Linked DNA regions of Homo sapiens: region 1 is linked to region 2. A link is a loop called in an ENCODE intact Hi-C map of the cell type or tissue named here. Cell type or tissue: A673. All regions are shown on one strand. Links, peaks and the distances in the headings refer to the core of each region. The heading gives the core; the rest is flanking DNA. Region 1 has its middle 170 kb from the start of LINC01192. Region 2 has its middle 310 kb from the start of LINC01192.

Evidence for each region. A loop is a pair of places that touch in the nucleus more often than their neighbours do. Peaks named below come from ENCODE experiments on the same cell type or tissue, not always from the same donor. Only the 100,000 strongest peaks of a DNase experiment are listed, where the experiment ranks them.
Region 1: it touches region 2 in a loop (13-fold over the local background); 3 of 110 quality-filtered maps call a loop at or near these places.

Annotation. Positions count from the first base shown.
Region 1 is chr3:163,465,500-163,473,085 of GRCh38, reverse strand. It overlaps the pseudogene RNU7-82P. Among named protein-coding and RNA genes, the nearest start is that of LINC01192, 170 kb to the right of the region's middle. In A673, for the core only: no CTCF peak of the experiment used is centred there; DNase peaks (open chromatin) are centred at 3,205, 3,935 and 4,235; H3K27ac peaks cover 3,577 bases.
Region 2 is chr3:163,608,475-163,616,060 of GRCh38, reverse strand. No RefSeq gene overlaps it. Among named protein-coding and RNA genes, the nearest start is that of LINC01192, 310 kb to the right of the region's middle. In A673, for the core only: no CTCF peak of the experiment used is centred there; DNase peaks (open chromatin) are centred at 3,630 and 4,000; H3K27ac peaks cover 4,926 bases.

The DNA.
Region 1 (7,586 bases), core at 1,372-6,371, 140 kb after region 2:
CACCTCTCTGTGTCCATGTGTTCTCACTGTTCAACTCTTACTTATGAGTGAGAACATGCAGTGTTTGATTTTCTGTTTCTGTGTTTGTTTGCTGGGAATCATGGCCTCCAGCTTCATCCATGTCACTAAAAAGGACATGATTTCACCACTGATTCCACAGAAATACAAACTAACATCAGAGAATACTCCAAACACCTCTATGCAAATGAACTAGGAAATCTAGAAGAAATGGATAAATTCATGGACACATAATCCCTCCCAAGACTAAACCAGGAAGAAGTCAAATCCCTGAAGAGAACGATAACAAGTTCTGAAATTCAGGCAGTAAGTAACAGCTTACCAACCAAAAAAAGCCCAGGACCAGATGGACTTACAGCCAAATTCTAGTAGAGGTACAAAGAGGAGCTGGCACCATTCCTTCTGGAACTCTTCCAAACAAAGAAAAAGAGGCACTCCTCACTAACTCATTTTATGAGGCCAGTATCATCCTGATAGCAAAACCTGGCAGATATAAAAAAAAAAATTCAGGCCAATATCCCTGAAGAACATAGATGGAAAAATCCTCAATAAAATACTGGCCAACTGAACCCAGCAGCACATCAAAAAAGCTTACCCAACATGATCAAGTTGGCTTCATCCTTAGGATGCATATTCAACATATACAAATCAATAAACGTAATCCATCACATAAATAAAAGCAATGAAAAAAGTCACATGATTAAGTAGGGAATCCTTTCCCCATTGCTTGTTTTTCTCAGGTTTGTCAAAGATCAGATAGTTGTAGATATGCGGCGTTATTTCTGAGGGCTCTGTTCTGTTCCATTGATCTATATCTCTGTTTTGGTACCAGTACCATGCTGTTTTGGTTACTGTAGCCTTGTAGCATAGTTTGAAGTCAGGTAGTGTGATGCCTCCAGCTTTGTTCTTTTGGCTTAGGATTGACTTGGCGATGAGGGCTCTTTTTTGGTTCCATATGAACTTTAAAGTAGTTTTTTCCAATTCTGTGAAGAAAGGCATTGGTGCTGGGAAAACTGGCTAGCCATATGTAGAAAGCTGAAACTGGATCCCTTCCTTACACCTTATACAAAAATCAATTCAAGATGGATTAAAGACTTAAATGTTAGACCTAAAACCATGAAAACCTAGGCATTACCATTCAGTACATAGGCATGGGCAAGGACTTCATGTCTAAAACACCAAAAGCAATGGCAACAAAAGACAAAATTGACAAATGGGATCTAATTAAACTAAAGAGCTTCTGCACAGCAAAAGAAACTACCATCAGAGTGAACAGGCAACCTACAGAATGGGAGAAAACTTTCGCAACCTACTCATCTGACAAAGGGCTAATATCCAGAATCTACAATGAACTCCAACAAATTTACAAGAAGAAAACAAACAACCCCATCAAAAAGTGGGTGAAGGACATGAACAGACACTTCTCAAAAGAAGACATTTATGCAGCCAAAAAACACATGAAAAAATGCTCATTATCACTGGCCATCAGAGAAATGCAAATCAAAACCACAATGAGATACCATCTCACACCAGTTAGAATGGCAATCATTAAAAAGTCAGGAAACAACAGGTGCTGGAGAGGATGTGGAGAAATAGGAACACTTTTACACTGTTGGTGGGACTGTAAACTAGTTCAACCATTGTGGAAGTCAGTGTGGCGATTCCACAGGGATCTAGAACTAGAAATACCATTTGACCCAGCCATCCCATTACTGGGTATATACCCAAAGGACTATAAATCATGCTGCTGGAAAGACACATGCACACGTATGTTTATTGTGGGACTATTCACAATAGCAAAGACTTGGAACCAACCCAAATGTCCAACAATGATAGACTGGATTAAGAAAATGTGGCACATATACACCATGGAATACTAGGCAGCCATAAAAAATGATGAGTTCGTGTCCTTTTTAGGGACATGGATGAAATTGGAAATCATCATTCTCAGTAAACTATCGCAAGAACAAAAAACCAAACACCGCATATTCTCACTCATAGGTGGGAATTGAACAATGAGATCACATGGACACAGGAAGGGGAATATCACACTCTGGGGACTGTTGTGGGGTGGGGGGAGGGGGGAGGGATAGCATTGGGAGATATACCTAATGCTAGATGACGAGTTGGTGCAGCGCGCCAGCATGGCACATGTATACATATGTAACTAACCTGCACAATGTGCACATGTACCCTAAAACTTAAAGTATAATAAAAAAAGAAATATGTAAGCAATAAACAAAAAGTTATGGTTGTGTTCCAAAAAAAAAAAAAAGAAAAAAATCATGATTATCTCAATAGATGCAAAAAAGACCTTTGATAAAATTCAGCATTGCTTCATGTTAAAAATTCTCAATAAACTAGGTATTGATGGAACATATCTCAAAATAATAAGAGCTATTTATGACAAACTTATAGCCAATATTATACTTAATGGGCAAAAGCTGGAAGCATTCCCTTTGAAAAGCAGCCCAAGACAAGGATGTCCTCTCTCACCACTCCTATTCAACACAGTATTGGAAGTTCTGGCCAGGGAAATCAGGCAAGAAAAAGAAATGAAGTGTATTCAAGTAGGAAGAGAGGGAGTCAAATTGTCTCTGTTTGCAGATGACATGATTGTATATTTAGAAAACCCCATTGTCTCAGCCCAAAATCTTGTAAGCTGATAAGGAACTTCAGCGAAGTCTCAGGATACAAAACCAATGTGCAAAAGTCACAAGCAATTCTATACACCAGATTCCTCTATTTCAAAGTCTTGAAATAAGTGCCCTAGAAGCAGACTGATCAAAGAGACACAGCCCAAGTGTTATAGCTCTTTTACAATTTGTCTAGTAGGTTTTCCAGTTTTCACCAGAAAATCCCGCATGGAGAAAAAATAAAAGGTAGACACAACCAAATGTTCTTTGAGGGTCAAACGTTATAGACCCCCGAAGAAATGTCTACCAGGAACCATTTCTGGAATATAGAAATATAGGCTGTGAGCTATATGCACAGATGAGTGGTTCAGCTCATATATGGGTCCAATAAAGACTATCTAGCATTTTCAAATTTAGAGAGGTAAACATGCAAACAGAATCCTAAGAACATTTTAACTATAGCTGAGGTGTACTTTTTTCTTTCCTAGAGTTTAGATGGCTTCCTGATTTATAACAGCTTTGCATGTATTAAGGTTGGCATGACTAGCCACATTGAATCCTAATATAAAATGCTCCACAATAGCATCAGCGTCAGACTAGCCCATATTTGGACTAGCTTTCTTTTTTTAATTTTTTTCTGTTGCAAAGCACATTTTTTTTTCAGTATAAGTCTCTGTGAGATTTATCTTTAAATTGAATGTTTTGCTGTGTAAAGAAGAGTTGAATCCATATTTTGATAATGTTCATTATTCCTTACATCATTGTGTGCCTGCTTAATTTCCAGATTTAATGAGAAAAAAAACTTTTGATAAATTTTAAAGTAAGTTCATTATGACAAATAGCATAACTAGTCCCAAGTTTCCTAAAATTTCTATTTATTTTAATGTGTTGCATGAATATTTTTTAAATGTCTTCCAGACACTATGTTTACCTTCTGGTCAATTTAATTAAGCAAATATTTATGAGGAAATTATATACATAAGAAGCTTTTCAGAATGGTTTTTATTTCAACAAAATAATTTATATGATGCTTATCCTTACCTTGTGGACAATTCTTCTGCAAATTTATGGCTGAGGTCCACATAGTTTGTTCACAATGAGGGTGTTTTATTCCCTCTCATTTCTCTCTCATCTGTGACTTCTTCAAAGCAATTATTGACGCTCAAGTCCATGACTTCCTACCAAAAAGAATGTAATTGGCTAAGACAAATGTTATAGTGAGATAAATCACTGCATTTTGAAAGTCAACCAGAAAGCGACCAGATCCAACTGGGTCACATAGAGAAAAATAGAAAATAACACTTTGAAAATGAAAGCGGAACAAATTTCTAGTTACCTCATCACACATGGTAAAACAGGTTCTGGCATCTGTGTTTTTTATTCTTTCTTTCTTTTCTTTTTTATTTTTTTTGGTTGAGAGGTAGGAGTGAAAACATCTGCCTGTGATACATATTGACCAGAGATATATTGTATTAGTAGCTTTCTGTTGCAAATTTTGTGGCAATTTAAGCACCAGAAATCAACAGTTTAGTGTCTTGGAGAAATTGGTGTCTTCCTTCCTTCCTTCCTTCCTTCCTTCCTTCCTTCCTTCCTTCCTTCCTTCCTTCCTTCCTCTCTCTCTCGTTTCTTTCTTTCTCTTGGGGGTTGTTTGAAAAGCTGATTCATAATTGGAACAAAAACTGAAGGAATTGTGGTCAATATCAACTAGGAAGATTATTTGCTTCCAATCTCTGTAAAATATAGCTCATCATTTTAAGATTAGTGATCTGTTAATAATCATTTGCTCTGGAATCTTGACTGTGTCTTCATAAACTTACAAAGTACAAATATAATGATTGCCATTCTAACTGGTGTGAGATGGTATCTCATTGTGGTTTTGATTTGCATTTCTCTGATGGCCAGTGATGATGAGCATTTTTTCATGTGTTTTTTGGCTGCATAAATGTCTTCTTTTGAGAAGTGTCTGTTCATGTCCTTCACCCACTTTTTGATGGGGTTGTTTGTTTTTTTTCTTGTAAATTTGTTTGAGTTCATTGTGGATTCTAGATATTAGCCCTTTGTCAGATGAGTAGGTTGCGAAAATTTTCTCCTATTTTGTAGGTTGCCTGTTCACTCTGTTGGTGGTTTCTTCTGCTGTGCAGAAGCTCTTTAGTTTAATTAGATCCCATTTGTCAATTTTGTCTTTTGTTGCCATTGCTTTTGGTGTTTTAGACATGGAAGTCCTTGCCCATGCCTATGTCCTGAATGGTAATGCCTAGGTTTTCTTCTAGGGTTTTTATGGTTTTAGGTCTAACATTTAAGTCTTTAATCCATCTTGAATTGATTTTTGTATAAGGTGTAAGGAAGGGATCCAGTTTCAGCTTTCTACATATGGCTAGCCAGTTTTCCCAGCACCATTTATTAAATAGGGAATCCTTTCCCCATTTCTTGTTTTTGTCAGGTTTGTCAAAGATCAGATAGTTGTAGATATGCAGCGTTATTTCTGAGGGCTCTGTTCTGTTCCATTGATCTATATCTCTGTTTTGGTATCAGTACCATGCTGTTTCGGTTACTGTAGCCTTGTAGTATAGTTTGAAGTCAGGAAACAACAGGTGCTGGAGAGAGTATGGAGAAATAGGAACACTTTTGCACTGTTGGTGGGACTGTAAACTAGTTCAACCATTGTGAAAGTCAGTGTGGCGATTCCTCAGGGATCTAGAAACAGAAATACCATTTGACCCAGCCATCCCATTACTGGGTATATACCCAAAGGACTATAAATCATGCTGCTATAAAGACACATGCACACGTATGTTTATTGTGGCATTATTCACAATAGCAAAGACTTGGAACCAACCCAAATGTCCAATAATGATAGACTGGATTAAGAAAATGTGGCACATATACACCATGGAATACTATGCAGCCATAAAAAATGATGAGTTCATGTCCTTTGTAGGGACATGGATGAAATTGGAAATCATCATTCTCAGTAAACTATCGCAAGAACAAAAAACCAAACACCGCATATTCTCACTCATAGGTGGGGATTGAACAGTGAGAACACATGGACACAGGAAGGGGAACATCACACTCTGGGGACTGTTGTGGGGTCAGGGGAGGGGGGAGGGATAGCTTTGGGAGATATACCTAATGCTCGATGACGAGTTAGTGGGTGCAGCGCACCAGCATGGCACATGTATACATATGTAACTAACCTGCACATTGTGCACATGTACCCTAAAACTTAAAGTACAATAATAATAAAAATAAATAAATAAAAAAATAAACATGATATTAAACATCAAAAAAACAAAGTACAAATATAAAACTGAGAAATATTTTGAAAAAATTTTGAAAACATAAATGATAAAATAATACCTCTTTAAAAAGTTTAGCATAAAACCTTTTTTAAAAGTTTCAAAGTATCTTTTTTTAATATTTGAAAGTTACTTAGAGGACATTATATATTATGTTATATCTTTTGCTTTTAATACTTTTTATTTGGCTTTCATGTTAAAATATAATGTTCAAATAAAAATTTGATTTTTTTCTTATAAATATTTCACTTTAATGTGTATGTCATCAATTAGGAGAATATTTACCAAACCCAAGACTATAGATATATACCATACAAGTAAATATGAAATAAGGAGATTTTGTTGCTATTTAATGTTATCAAACTTACAGGTTGTTCTTCAGGCCCACATTTCTTTTCCACAATTGGTGTGTGTGGAATGCTGTCCTTTCTTTGTACTCATGGTAATTTAATTTTTCATACTCGTCTCCTTGTATTCATTCTAGAATACTTTCACTCTCTTCTCATAAAGCACAGGAAATGATCAACAAAATGAAGAGACAATGCACAGAATGGGAGAAAATATATGCAAACTACCCATCTGACAAGGAATTAATAACCAGAATATATAAGGAGCTCAAACAACTCTATAGGAAAAAAATATATAATAATCTGATAAAAATCGACAAAAGATTTGAGCCGGGCATGGTGGCTCACGCCTGTAATCCCAGCACTTTGGGAGGCCGAGGTGGGCGGATCACGAGGTCAGGAGATCGAGACCATGGTGAAACCCCGTCTCTACTAAAAATACAAAAAAATTAGCCGGGCGTGATGGTGGACGCCTGTAGTCCCAGCTACTTGGGAGGCAGAGGCAGGAGAATGGTGTGAACCCAGGAGGCAGAGCTTGCAGTGAGCCGAGATTGCGCCACTGCACTCCAGCCTGGGCGACAGAGCGAGACTCCGTCTCAAAAAAAAAAAAAAAAAAAGATTTGAATACACATTTCTGAAAAGAAGACATACAAATGGTAAACATGCATGTGAAAAGGGGCTCAACCTCATAGATAGTCAGAGAAATGCAAATATCTACAATGAGATATTATCTCTCCCCAGTTGGAATGGCTTACATCCAAAAGACAGGTAATAACATATGCTGCTAAGGATATGGAGAATAGGGGACTCTTGTACACTATTGGTGGGAATATAAGTTAGCACAACCACTATGGAGAACAGTATGGAGATTCCTCAAAAACCTAAAAATCGAGACCATATAATTCAGCTATCCCACCGTTGGGTATATACTCAAAATAAAGCAAATCAGTATATCAAATAAGTATCTGCACACTCACGTTTGTTGCAGCACTTACAATAGTTAAGAATTGGATGCAACCTAAGTGTCCATCAGCAGATGAATGGATAAAGAAAATGTGGTACATATACACAATTCAGCCATAAATAAGAAGGACATCCAGTGTGTTGCAACAGCATGGATAGTACTGGAGATCATTATGTTAAGTAAAATAAACCAGGCACAGAAAGATGAACATTTTGTGTTCTCACTTATTTGGGGGTTTGAAAATCAAATCAGTTGAAACCATGAATATAGAGAGTAGAAGGATGGTTACCAGAGGCTGGAAATGGTGCTGGGTGTTGGAGGG
Region 2 (7,586 bases), core at 1,649-6,648:
AGCCTGGGTAATGAAAATATTCATAACAGAAGGCAGTACTAAGTATCAGAGTTTCTAATATTTTTTTCCTTAAAAACAACAACAAACATTCGTAAAATATTATGAAAAATTAGAAAATAAAAAAACACAATAATGTGAGCAGGGGCATAACAATCCCATATAACAGTAATTAAATATTTGAGACATGTTCCCTTAGTTTATTTCACATTGGCCAGAAGCCAAACTTAAAGTTAAGCAGGACCTAAGGGGACCATGCATTATAAAATGGGCATATAGGGTATATTGTAGCCAGTTCCTCTGGATGCAGTAATTTGTAGATTCTTGGAAGAAAGTGCCAGACAGTCAACAATTATTTATTTGTTTGTCTAGCTGTTTAGTCAATATAGGTTGAACTAATAACCTTAAATTAGACATAAAATTATTTTTCATTCCTGATATTTTGTAATCATTTTTTTCTTTCTTTCCTGTTACTTGTTGGAATTTTGGGTTTAGCAAATTATCAGATCGGTAAATCCGTGAAGATAACTTCTAAATATTAATTAATTGTCTTTAAAAAGAATACAAAACCTCTCATCCCCCCTTTTTGTGATTGCTACTAACATACTGCTGTAAATAAGGAGATGTTATTACTAGGAACTTTTCTATATGTTTAAGGGTGAAAACGGTATAGTAATAGAAAATAGAAAAGAATAGTAGAAAATAGAAAAGCTTCCATGGATAAAATAAATAAAAGGGGCAAAAAGCTTATACTGGTACAATGGCTTTAAAATTGTGATTGCTTTGAATTTATCAGGAGATAAGCAATGATGCAAAAATAGGCTACTAATTAATAAGGACAAGCTTAAAATTAGTAAGTTCAAAATGGCTGAGTTGTTGAAACTACTTGTACAAATAATTTTTAAATTAGAAAAATGATAGAAATTTAGAAAATAATGATGTCTTTGCAAAAATGCTATTGACCAAACCTGACAGGGATTCTTGAATATTTGAATAAACCCAAATCAGCAAATTTAGATGATCTGTTTCCAAGGGGTAGGAGCAAGTTTGTTACATAGTATTGTGCATCTTTCTATCAGTCACTGAATTGACAATAATAAATATACAAAAATAATGTCAACACATCTATGTATAGTTATGTCTTCAATACCAATTCTCTCAGTCATCTTAAATCCTACTTTTGATTCAGTATGTCTTTTAATGTATTGATTTTTTTCCAGACCTCAAAATAAGAAATTGGGTACTTATATTTTTCCAGTTGTTTTTCAAAATTGCAGTAACTGAAATAAAAAAGAAAATAACTTTTGAATTAAAAATATGGATACTGATGAGAAAGGGACAAAAATTCATGATTGAGGGCAATGAGGTATTTTGTTTGTGTGTTTTTTGTTGTTTGTTTTACAGTCTACTGAAATACTAAGGAACTATATTCGGAGGAGATGATACTTAATCTGAAACTTCAAAAGTGAGAAGGATCCCACTATCTAAGGTATTGAGGGTAAGATCATTCCAGAAAAAGAAAACAGTTTATCTAAACATTTGCAATAAAAAGCTTTTATGCTCAAGAAATAAAACAAGGTTTTCCTCGCTGAAGTTAAATGCCTCTGAGTGATAGTAACAGGACGAAAGGAAGATAATAAGAGTTAGATTATGAAAATCAGGGTAAAAAGTTTGATTAGAGAAGTGTACAATTAAGTATTTAAGTATATCATCCTTAAATGAAAACCACTTCAAGTTCTGGTTCCATTTAAAGAAAATCCAGTGGCTGAAGAAGTTATGTTAACATGGCAGAATAGGTTTTTAAAATGAGACTAAATTATATAAATATATGAACTGTTAAAACAAACAAAGTATGCAGCACATATGACTAATCTCAATCTCTAAATAGTAGTATATACAGAACTGTAATAAAAAATTAGATGACTTGTGTAATAACTTTTGCCACAAATTCTAATGCACACTCCTCTTTTTCTATACTCCATGATTAATCCGTTGAAGTGTTTTTGAAAATTTACAGATAGTTTAAGGGTTAAAAACAAATCAATCAAAAATACAGCATGTCGTTATTTTTATCTTATTTTTTGTTAGTGTAGTGAATATTTTGTTAGAAGATTGAATATTTTGAAGAGCCATACTTAATGAACTTGAATGGTAGTGAGCAATCAACACTAGTAGATCTTATTTCATACTACATCAAAAAATATAAATATTTCTTTAGCTCCTGTTGGAGATAATGCTATTATTCCACTGTTTACATTGAGAGTCAAGAAAGTTATATCAGATGTGATTTTAAAAGTTCAAATCTTGCTCTAAAGGATATTACTTACAGAAATGTTAACTCTGCAACTTTACATACACCCAATACACATTGGCCTATGTTTGTGAGGATTTGTATATATAATAATTGTGCAGATTATTTTATGTTTGTCTCTTTACTTCCTCTTCTTCCTATCTTATTTACATCATAAATACCATTATTTTTTAAATGAGTGACATAATGAAAACAATAGCTAAACAATAAAGTCTGCGCTCTAGTATCAATACATCATCCTGTAACAACTGGTTGAGCATAAGAAAGTTATTAAGCATGAGGAACTTCATGGATAAAACAACAAGTTATTATGGTGCAGGAGAAACAGCAGGAGTCTTGTAATCACAGATAAAGTTTTTGTTTGTTTCCAAATACAGACTCTATTTCTTATTAGCTCTAAAACTCTTATTAGTTATTTAACTCCTTAAACTATCTTTTCTTCATCAGGATAACAACAGTAGAAAGGCATTCTACATGTGCGTCTGTGAAGACAAAATGAGGTAATGTGTACTAAAGTGCAATATGACACTATAACAGATATATCTGTATGTGAGATTCCATTATTTTAATTGAAAATAAATGTGTGACAAATAGCTTACTCTTCCTTATGCGTTGGAGATTTTGTCATTTATTATTTTTTTGGTAGCAACAGTATTTTATATATATATATAAAATATATAAAATATATAAATATATATAAAAAATATATAAAACTATATATATAGTTTTAAAATAATTCCCAATAAATTTAGTAGATAACTTCTCATTTTCTCTTTCTTGATTACTTGGCCTTAATAACTTATCTGTTTTTTGGTCAATTATCCAATGAGTTTTTAAAGTAATTATATGGGTAGTATTGGTAGTATATATAAAGTAATTATATGGTAGTATTAGTACTGAGGTATATTTATACATATACATAAAACCGTTCCTACCTCTTAAAATTTTGTAGGATAGATAAAATATGTAATTCCTCACATATCATAAGGCAAGATTTAAATATTAAAAAATAATTACTCAAACAACAATGATATATGAGTTGTGGATATCCAGACAAATTCAAAAATTTGTTGGCATCTGTTGTAGGTGTTATAATAACTGGGTAGTTGGTGTTAGTGATACATGGCATTCTATGAGAAGAAAATAATAAGAATAAACATTAGTAGGCCAGGCGCGGTGGCTCACGCCTCTAATCCCAGCACTTTGGGAGGCCGAGGCAGGCGGATCACGAAGTCAGAAGATCTAGACCATCCTGGCTAAGATGGTGAAACCCCGTCTCTACCGAAAATACAAAAAAATTAGCCGGGCGTGGCAGCGGGCACATGTAGTCCCAGCTACTCGGGAGGCTGAGACAGGAGAATGGCGTGAACCTGGAAGGCGGAGCTTGCAGTGAGCCGAGATCGTGCCACTGCACTCCAGCCTGGGTGACAGAGCGAGACTCCGTCTCAATAAAAAGAAAGGAAGGAAGGAAGGAAGGGAGGGAGGGAGGGAGGGAGGCAGGGAAGGAAGGAAGGAAGGAAGGAAGGAAGGAAGGAAGGAAGGAAGGAAGGAAGGAAGGAAGGAAGGAAGGAAGGAAGGGAATAAACATTAGGAGACAGAAAACCAACAGCTGCATTTGGAGAAGTAAAAATGCACCAGATTTGCTATAGTTGAATATAGGATAGCAAAAAGTCTGGAAAGAGGGTCTTGGACGCTACCTGAAATTATTTGATTTTTCTCAGAAAGTCAGTGATGGTGCTGTGGAAGAAATTAGGAAGTGCTATGATCAAAGTAGTGTTCCTGGAATATCAATCTGATGCTGTTATGCAGGACAGAGTAGAGGAGGAAAAACAAAGCAGCCTTGGAGAGATGTATTAGAAGGCTTTTTTGGCAGTCCAGAAAGTCATGAGTACCTAGACCAGGATATGAATACTACGAATGAAAAGTGAAAGGGTCTACATAAAATATATATAACTGAAGATTGCACAGATCTTGGTAACTGATTGGATCTGAGAAAGAAAGGAAGGCATTAAAAATAACTATTGTATCATTAAAATGGCCATTCTGCCCAAAGCAATCTACATCTTCCACAGTACTCCTATAAAACTACCAATGTCATTTTTCACAGAATTAGAAAAAAAAAAAAACTATTCTAAAGTTCATATAGAACCAAAAAGAGCCCGACTGGCCAAAACAATTCTAGGCAAAAGGAACAAAGCCAGAGACATCACATTACTGACTTTCTGTAAGGGTACAGTAACCAAAACTGCATTGTACTGGTATAAAAGCAGAAACATACAGAAAGGGAACAGAATAAAAAACACATAAATAAAGCCACACACCTACAACCCTCTGATGTTTGACAAAATTGACAAAAATAAACAATAGAGAAAAGACTCCTGTTCAATAAATGTTGCTGGGGTAACTGACCAGCCATATACAGAAGAATGAAACTGGACCCCTTTGTTTCACCACATACAAGTGTAATATGGGTAAAAGATTTAAATACCACGTTATACATTAAAAATCCTAGAAAAAAACTTAGGTAATACCCTTCTGGACATCAGCATTGGCAAATAATTTATGACTAAGTCCTCAAAAGCAATTTCAAGAAAAAGAAAAAAACAAAAATGACAAGTGAAACCTAACTTAACTAAAGAGCTTCTACACAGTATAAGGAAACACCAACAGAGTAAACAGACAACCTACAGAATGGGAGAAAATGTTCACAAACTATGCATCCAAAAAAAGTCTAATATCCAGAATCTACAAGGAACTTAAGCAATTCAACAGGCAAAACACAAACAACCTCTTTATATGGACAAATTATATGAACAAACTCTTCTCAAACATATGAAAACATGCTCATCATCAGTAATCATCAGAGAAAGGTATATCAAAACCACAATGAGATACTATGGGTGAAAGATTTAAATATAAGACCTTAAATATTAAAAACCACAAGGAGATACTATCTCACACAAGTCAGTATGGCTATTAATAAAAAGTCAAAAAATAGCAGATTCTGGCAAGGCTGCCAATAAAAAGGAATGCTTATACACTGTTGATTGAAATATAAATTAGTTCAGCCACAAGGGAAGCAGTTAGGATATTTCTCAGGGAACTTAAAATAGAACTACCACTCTACCCAGCCATCCTATTAGTGGGTATACACACAAAGGAAAGAAATCATTTTAACGAAAAGACACATCACGTATATGTTCATTGCAGCTTTATTAACCATAGCAAAGGCATAAAATCAACCTAGGTGCCCATAAATAGTGGATTAGAAAAAGGAAAATCTAATACATACATATTATAAAAGAATATGTAATATAATATATTGGAAAATATATTAATCATATCTTGGAAAAAACGTAATATATACATTAGGTTGGTGCAAAAGTAATTGCATTTTTTGCTATTTCTTTTAAATTACAAAACCACAACTACTTTTGGACCAATGTTATATATATACATCATGGAGTACTATACAGCCATAAGAAGGAAATCATGTACTTTGCAGCAACATGGATGCAGCTTGAGGTCATTATCCTAAGCAAATTAGCACAGAAAGAAAGAATCAAATGCTACATATTCTCACTTATAAATGGATGCTAAACATTCGGTACACATAGACATAAAGATGGAATAAACAGACACTGGAGACTACTAGAGAGAGGAGAGACAGGATCAAGAACTAAAAAAAAAACTACCTATTGGGTACTATACTGGGTGATTGCATCATTCATACCCCAAACCTCACTGACATACAATATACCCATGTAACAAACCTGCAGGCTGGGTGCTGTGGCTCACATCTGTATTTCTAGCATTTTGGGACTTTGGGAGGCCAAGATTTCAAGACCAACCTGGCCAACATAGCAAGAACATGCCAGTAAAAATCAAAAAAAGAAAGAATGAAAGAGAGAGAAAGAGAGAGAGAGAGAAAGATCTGCACATGTACCCTCTGAATCTAAAAAAAAGTTGAAATTATTTAAAAAAGAAACAAGAATTATTGATGTAAGATACATAGGAATATAGATGAACAGAAGCAAATTGCTTCTGTAACAAGCAAAGGTTAAAAAAAAAGTGAGAATGAACATTATAAAAAATGGCTAGTTAATTCCTGATATTCTGTTTTTATCATTTGATAACTCTTCTTAAAATGATTCTGAATAATCAAGCACATGATCTAACTTTTTAATTTAATCTTTATTTTCTATTATCTGTACACATGAAATATTTATATTCATTTAATATACATATTAAATTATTATTCCATATAGTTTTAAAAGGATATCAAGCTAAAGAATAAGATTTGGAACTCTAATTTTAGTTCAGACTAATAAAAAATAATATCTTAGCAACACAGAAATTAACATAACATTAAAATAATCATTTTTTAATGAAAATCTAAGGCAACACCTGGAAGTTTTAAAAACATAATTAAGAACTAAGAAGATGCCACACAGTATTTTTATAAAATATATTTTTCAAAAAGAATGTTACAGTGTGATAGGAAATGTACTAAGGCAAAGACACTGGTATATTTTGTCATAAATGGACTTGAATTAGTGAAAAACCTACATAATCTACAAAGGTCTTAAAAATCTTTAGAGAATTTTGCATGAAATATTATTAGGTGCTAAACAAAAGGCATTTTTTCAGTGTCAATATATATTATTATTATAAAAAATAGTTGAAGCAAACTGGAGCTTAGAAAGACAAAGAAATCTCAAAAGTAAGCTTAAAAAAATACAACTAAATTTTAATCCCCTAAGAACTAGAACAAAATGAGGATGCTCACTTTCACCACTCCTATTTAATACAGTGCTTGAAGCTTAGCCAGAGCAATCTGGCAAGAAAATTAAAGGCATCCAAATTGGAAAAGCAATTAATTTATCTCTTTTCTCTGATGATATGTTCTTATACCTAAAAAACCCTAAAAACTCAATAAAAAATATTTGATTTGATAAATGAATTTGATAAAGTTTTAGAAGTTCTCATTATGAGTGAGCAGTGGGTCCAAATGCATCTGTGTTAAATGTCCCCGGATTGTTGCACATTGTTTGACACTAAAAAGTAAGACAAAATTATAATGAGAGTGTCTGGGCTAAATATGGAGATAAATGTAGATTTGGTTACCAGAAACCCTAGCCTACATGCCCTTTGAATAAATCAGGTAGATAAGAATTTAGTGAAAATTTGATAATTTTAATTTACAATTGTTTTCATCTATCTAGAAGTTATTTACTCTAGGATATAATTTGTGAAATAATAATCTATTATTATATGA